Linked DNA regions of Homo sapiens: region 1 is linked to region 2. A link is a loop called in an ENCODE intact Hi-C map of the cell type or tissue named here. Cell type or tissue: GM12878. All regions are shown on one strand. Each heading gives the region's core, and the rest is flanking DNA. Links, peaks and the distances in the headings are about the cores only.

What was found. Hi-C counts contacts between places; a loop is a spot of excess contacts. Peaks named below come from ENCODE experiments on the same cell type or tissue, not always from the same donor. Only the 100,000 strongest peaks of a DNase experiment are listed, where the experiment ranks them.
Region 1: it touches region 2 in a loop (2.1-fold over the local background); 1 of 110 quality-filtered maps calls a loop at or near these places.

Annotation. Positions count from the first base shown.
Region 1 is chr2:122,861,973-122,864,897 of GRCh38, forward strand. No RefSeq gene overlaps it. Among named protein-coding and RNA genes, the nearest start is that of LINC01826, 210 kb to the right of the region's middle. In GM12878, for the core only: no CTCF peak of the experiment used is centred there; a DNase peak (open chromatin) is centred at 1,719.
Region 2 is chr2:122,705,908-122,708,832 of GRCh38, forward strand. No RefSeq gene overlaps it. Among named protein-coding and RNA genes, the nearest start is that of LINC01826, 370 kb to the right of the region's middle. RefSeq lists an enhancer at 1,575-1,624. In GM12878, for the core only: no CTCF peak of the experiment used is centred there; a DNase peak (open chromatin) is centred at 1,494; H3K27ac peaks cover 1,530 bases.

The DNA.
Region 1 (2,925 bases), core at 170-2,669, 160 kb after region 2:
CATTCCACACATAATATTGCCTCCCAATAAGGTTGACATTTACAAGATGGTGAGTAACATTTTGTGTGCTTATTTCTTAACTACTTTTGATTTTGTCAATACAAGATAAATTAGCCAAAATCAGGCAACTATGTTTAGGCATTTGTATTAATCAGGTGCTCCATCTTGTCTGCAATATTGATAGGAATGTTTAGCAACTGTGCCAAGTAGACTGAGTGGTAAAAATGAATACAGATTTTGCTATAAATTGCAAATAAGTACAAAATTAATCTGATTGACTTAATCAGGAATACAGAAAAACATTAGCATTTCAAGTACTTCTATTTTGATTTGCAGGATTCATTGGCCATGTAAAACAGCAATTCTATAAATCCTCAGAAGAAATAGCAGAACTGCTTTTACAAATTAATAATGTTTATGTTGTGTAAAGTCATTTTAGACAGTGCCAGTTTGGTGTTATTGTTTAGGAAAAAACTGAGCCTTGTAATGAAAAATAATTGTTCCTCTGTCATAGGAGGGGTTTAAGACATATTCCTTGATTGAATGTTTGATATAGGCTCAAGCACTGGTGGGAAGTTAAAGCGTTCTTGGTATGACCTCTTCTGCTTGTCCCTGTTGACCAAGTTCTTTAACTTGGACACAACTCACCACCCCACAAACCCTCTCCTGGTATTTTGTGTTGGGGTTCCTACAGTAAATATCAGTTACTGGAGAAAAGGACTTTTCAAAGAAGCATGCCTAGTACTAACACTCAACATTCACATTCCATATTTTCTTTTAACCAACTGTCTAAATAAGTATATATTGCACGAATATTCAGTTTTAATCTATCGTAATGTTCTCAATTATTCTTTGAATTAGCTAGTTGCTATTATTGAGCTGATTTAGAATTAATCAGTTTTTCTGAACACATTTGTAAGAAGAAACAATTTAATCTTTTCCCCATTTTTACACCTCAAAATTATCTTAAGAATTCATTTACTTTTGAGACAGAACCATTTCTAGTTTCAGTACCACTTTTGAAAGAGTACACATATAGGTAGATCAACTTTGAAAAAATAACACAATAGGTAGTGTATATAGGATATATTGTATAGAAATAGGAGGAAACTTTCCTGTAATAGGAAAGGAAACTTCCGTCTTCTGTTTGTTAAGAAATATTTGAGAGATCTCACCATCCTGCCTTCTTGCTTTGGCCAAATTGAATAAACCTTTCTCTATCTCTCAGCACCTATGTGTCATGTTTGGCATTAGCTACACATCCCATACAGGAGCCTGAATTTGGGCTTCTACAACATGAGGGTGGCCTCTAGAAACAACCTTAAGAGCCCCTTGCAGTAACCCAAACAGGAGATAATGGTAAAAGAACTTTTCCCTTTCTAGGATGCTTTGTAGAATAAAACATTTAGATGTGTTGGTGACAGGCTGGGAGGCTGGGAGAAAGGGTAAGCAAGACCACTTCAAAGGATTTATTGCCTCTGAAAACCAGGAATGTTAAAGCTGTTATCTACTGTGAGAGGGACTAGGTTGTAATGAGGGTAGGATCAGGAGTTGGGTTTTGGACTTGCAACATTTGGAATGACTACTGCCATCCCAGTGGCATTCAGTGAGCTCCACCCATGAACACCAAGCAAAAGGAGGCAAACAGGAGACAGTGTCAGAAACAGAGGATGCACCGGCAGAGGTGAAAGCAAACAGCCTGAAACTGAAACATAACTGGAAGAGTCAAGCTGCCGCTTCTCATGATTAATTTTAGTTCTGTGTGGGCTAAGGCTAATTAGTAATGTAAGAATTACATGAGCAGGACTGAAAAGTATTTCCCCAGCCGTGGCATCTGGCTCCTTAAAGGGTTGTATTGGCAGCTCTATGGTGCTCTCCAAATCTGGCATATGGCTGAAATTGGGTTTTGGCAGGTGTGACTTGTGCCCTTGTACCTTTTCATTAATGCATCCTGTGTTTATTGGAATAAAAATGGTATTGAACATAATCCATTTCTAAGGGAAAGCAACCTCAAAATGATATATGTTTGCGAACATAAATAACATTTAATAATTAAATGTCATTTCTAACTATTAAAAGTGCTTGCATGTGGATTATTAACCAGTTGACAATCATTCATGGGAAGGTCACTATGCATATCTCGTTATTGTAAAGGAGTGATAAAAAAAAAGGTTGATCATTATTGGGTATTGGATCTGCACACTGATTAGATAGGAGGGGTCCCAAGGGAGAGGCGAAGTTGGCCAGCAGTGGGGTGAGCACGGGGAGTGTTGGGGCAGTGGCTGTGTACCAGTCATATAGTCAGATTATGACACTTGAGCAGCCCTTTGTTTCTAGTGTTTTCCAGCTAATACTTACACTGGTTTAAGCAAGGTATCTTACAGGATTCTCTCAACAATCTGGTGGTTTGTGTTTCTTTGGCAATTGAAATAGATGCCCAGAAAAGTTGTGATTTTCCTAAGAACATCCAGCTGGCTGTGAGCAGTACTGAACTCACATCCAGATGAACTGGACTAGAAGAGCAGGCTACATGTTTTTGAAATTTCTAAGGATTGTTAATATTCAAATCTTCTTTCTCAACCTGGTCATATAATCTCTGATATCACCTCCTTAAACTCATCTAGTAATATTTCCCATCTTCAGAGCCTAAATGTCAAATGTCATCAGTTTTATGCTTTTATCTTACAATAATATAAAATAAAATGACTTTACTCAAACCACATTGCAAAAGCATTTTTCCAGCATATTAACCTTTTTATAATTGTTGATATGGAAGAGTTTTAATTCCGTCATAGGTTTTATGCATTTTAAATATTGAGTCTTGGACTGTGCTGATATTTTTGGTAAATAAACAGAAAGATGTGCAACTGTGCTGACATTACAGTCTGGAGAAGTGAGAAATTAACTCTGTAGGAAGTCAACATG
Region 2 (2,925 bases), core at 243-2,742:
ACTGGAGTGATCTCAAGAGAGTTGGCACTGGTGCAGCAGTGAGGAGTGTCACAGGGCTCTGAGATGCTTGCTCATGCAGCTTGCTTGTGCCCTCTTGTCTTGCTTATGCTTAGCCATTGATGTGACTACATACATTCATCTGACACCATGTGCCATATAAGCGATGCTTAATCTTAGGACTCAATCTGGACAGAACCCACTCATGGCAGGGCTGCTTACATCATAGTCTAGATCTCTGAAGAGCCCTTTTCTGTTCTGGGTCACCCTCAAATCTGCCAGCCTTCTGCACGATTAAATTATAGGCCATAGCAATATTCTCGAGTGTAGAAAACGCTGTTTCCAGATCCTGAAGAAGTCTACCAGGTAGAATGATTCCTTCTCTGTGGTGGTAGGTGAGAGATGCAATAATTTGCTTTTTACATTGGCTAAGATGTCCCATCATATACCTAACCTATGTGTCCTAAAAATTATAATGAGATGAGAGGCCCTTGAATCTTAGCAGGATTCATCTCCTTCACTCAAAAGTGCACACATTTACTAAGGTTTCTGACATGTCATTGAAATTGCCTTTCAAAAATTGTAACAGTTAGATAAATCTAACATAGCTGACTCTGTCTTGTTTCTAACCTCGCAAGCAAACTGCCTTTGCCCATCCGTACATGTAGGACAAGCTAACTATGGGAAGAATTTAGTTTATAGTTTAAAGCAAGAATGATAGTAGTCTCTTCCCAAAACTAATCTCCCACTTATTCAGGTACTGAAGTCGCTCCTTGTAAAGCTAATAAAAGGCCATAATTTTAGAATTACAGTAAGATCCTGAATTCTGCTAATGCTAGGCATAGTTAAATAATAACTAGTCATTGTCTCCTAATAGATTTACTGCTCAGGAGTCATGTAGCCAGAGGTCACAAAATTTGTAACTTCCCTAATTGCCCCGAGAGACAGCATTGCTATTGCAAAACCTGACTGGTGTTTGCAATATTTTTTAGAGTTTGCATTCTTTGGGCCAACAGATGCCAACCAGGCTCATGACCCATATCAAAAAACTGACTCAACTGCTCCTGTGACAACCCAGAAACTGACTCAGTGCACGAAGGCAATTTTGATGCCCGTATGATTTCATCCCCAACCAAGCAGCAAATCAAATTCCATAGCCCCTTGCCCACCAAACTGTCCTTAAAAAAAACCTCACCTCCAAGTTCTTAGGGAGGCAGATTTGAGAATTATCTCCCATTCTCCTCACTTGGCTGGCCCTGTGATTATGGAACTCTGGGCTGCAACACCTGCTATGCTCAATGTATTGGCTGTTTTGGAAACAGTGGGCAAGAAGAACCTGTCAGGCTGTTATGTTCCCAGACAGAACTGGGGTCCAGCTGCTTGTTCTCATGGTTCAATCATAAGATGCAAACAGACTGGGCAAGAAGGGAGTTTCTGCAACCAGTTACAGGGAGAAAACCAGAATAACTCAACAGACCAACTCAAAGTTACAAGTTTTTCTCCAGTGCTTATAATACATTCAAACCATATGCCTACGTGTGGGAAAGCACCTACAAACTGAAGTGTTTCACTCTGTCTAATCTTTAACTAGGGTTCAGATCTGGAAATTACTTCAGAGCCTAGGAACAATTATGTAATCTAAAGTGGGTCTTGGTACAAGGTGTGCAAGAATGCCTCCTTTTATTAATTAAACTCTAATGTCTGAGAAAGCCCAGGTGGGGTCTTAATGGACTTGTTTTTACATTCTAACCCTTGTACTAAGGCACCAGTTTCTCCAGTTCTTTAATGCTTAAGTTATACACTCATCAGATTTACACTAAGGTGGTGGTGAAGGATGACTGCCCTGGTTGCTAATGGAGACCTGGCCTGCCACAATTACACTAGTTATTTCTTACTCATTCCTCAGTTAGCATCATATCATTGATGGAGTGGATCATGTGATGTTGAGTGAGATGCATAGATAATCTAGATTTCCTTGGACTATATTTTAACAGAGGTTGGGGGCAGTTAACATAATTGTGGGACAAAACTTGAAACATTTGCTGTCGTTCCTGCCTTGTGAATGTGAATTTTTTCAGAACTGCTTTTTCTGCTAAGAATAGAAAAGAGTGTATTCAATAAATCAATGGCCAATTATAGGTACCTTAGACCAAGCTAATGTGCTTTTGCAAGGATTCCATATTTGGCATGGTGGCTGCAATTGTGGCTACTATTACTTTGTACTTTGTAGTGGCAGCTTAATATCTTCCGTTGGGATCTGTTTGGTTACTGCAGGAATCAAACTGGTAAATCATGGTGTTTGTTGGGACCACCAGCCTATGTCCTTTAGATCCTGAAGGTGCTTCTATTAATACTTTCTGCCATCCATCCCCTGAGAGTCACCAGCTGCCCAATGCAATATTGTTTTAGAAATACCATCTAGATAATGTAACTCTGTGTCCCATCATGCAAGGCTTGGTAATATATTTACTTTTGTGTTTACTTTTCTTTCTAATCCATTATCTATTTCTCAGCCAATATGAGCTTTTTAAAACACAAATGAGATTATTTAATTTGTCTGCTAAAAATCCCTCAATGGCTTTCTACTGCCCTTCCAATAAAATCAGAATCTCTGATTAAAAACTAACAATTCTTATGATTTTTGACCCTGACTAGATTTTTGGCCTTAAAATACATGATCGTCCACCTCTAGCACAAGCCTCCAGTCATAGGATTTTTTGCATCTTAAACACAGCACCTTTCCCATCAGGGCATTTGGACTTGCCTTTCCCTCCGCTAAGAGTGCTTTTCCCAGCACACTGAAGGAGGGCTTGCACTTCATCTTTTTATTTTCAACTCAAATAATACATCTTCATGAGGTCTTACCTGACCACATAGTCCCTGAAAGGTTCACCGAAAAGTCACTGGCATGAGGCACATTGATTAATA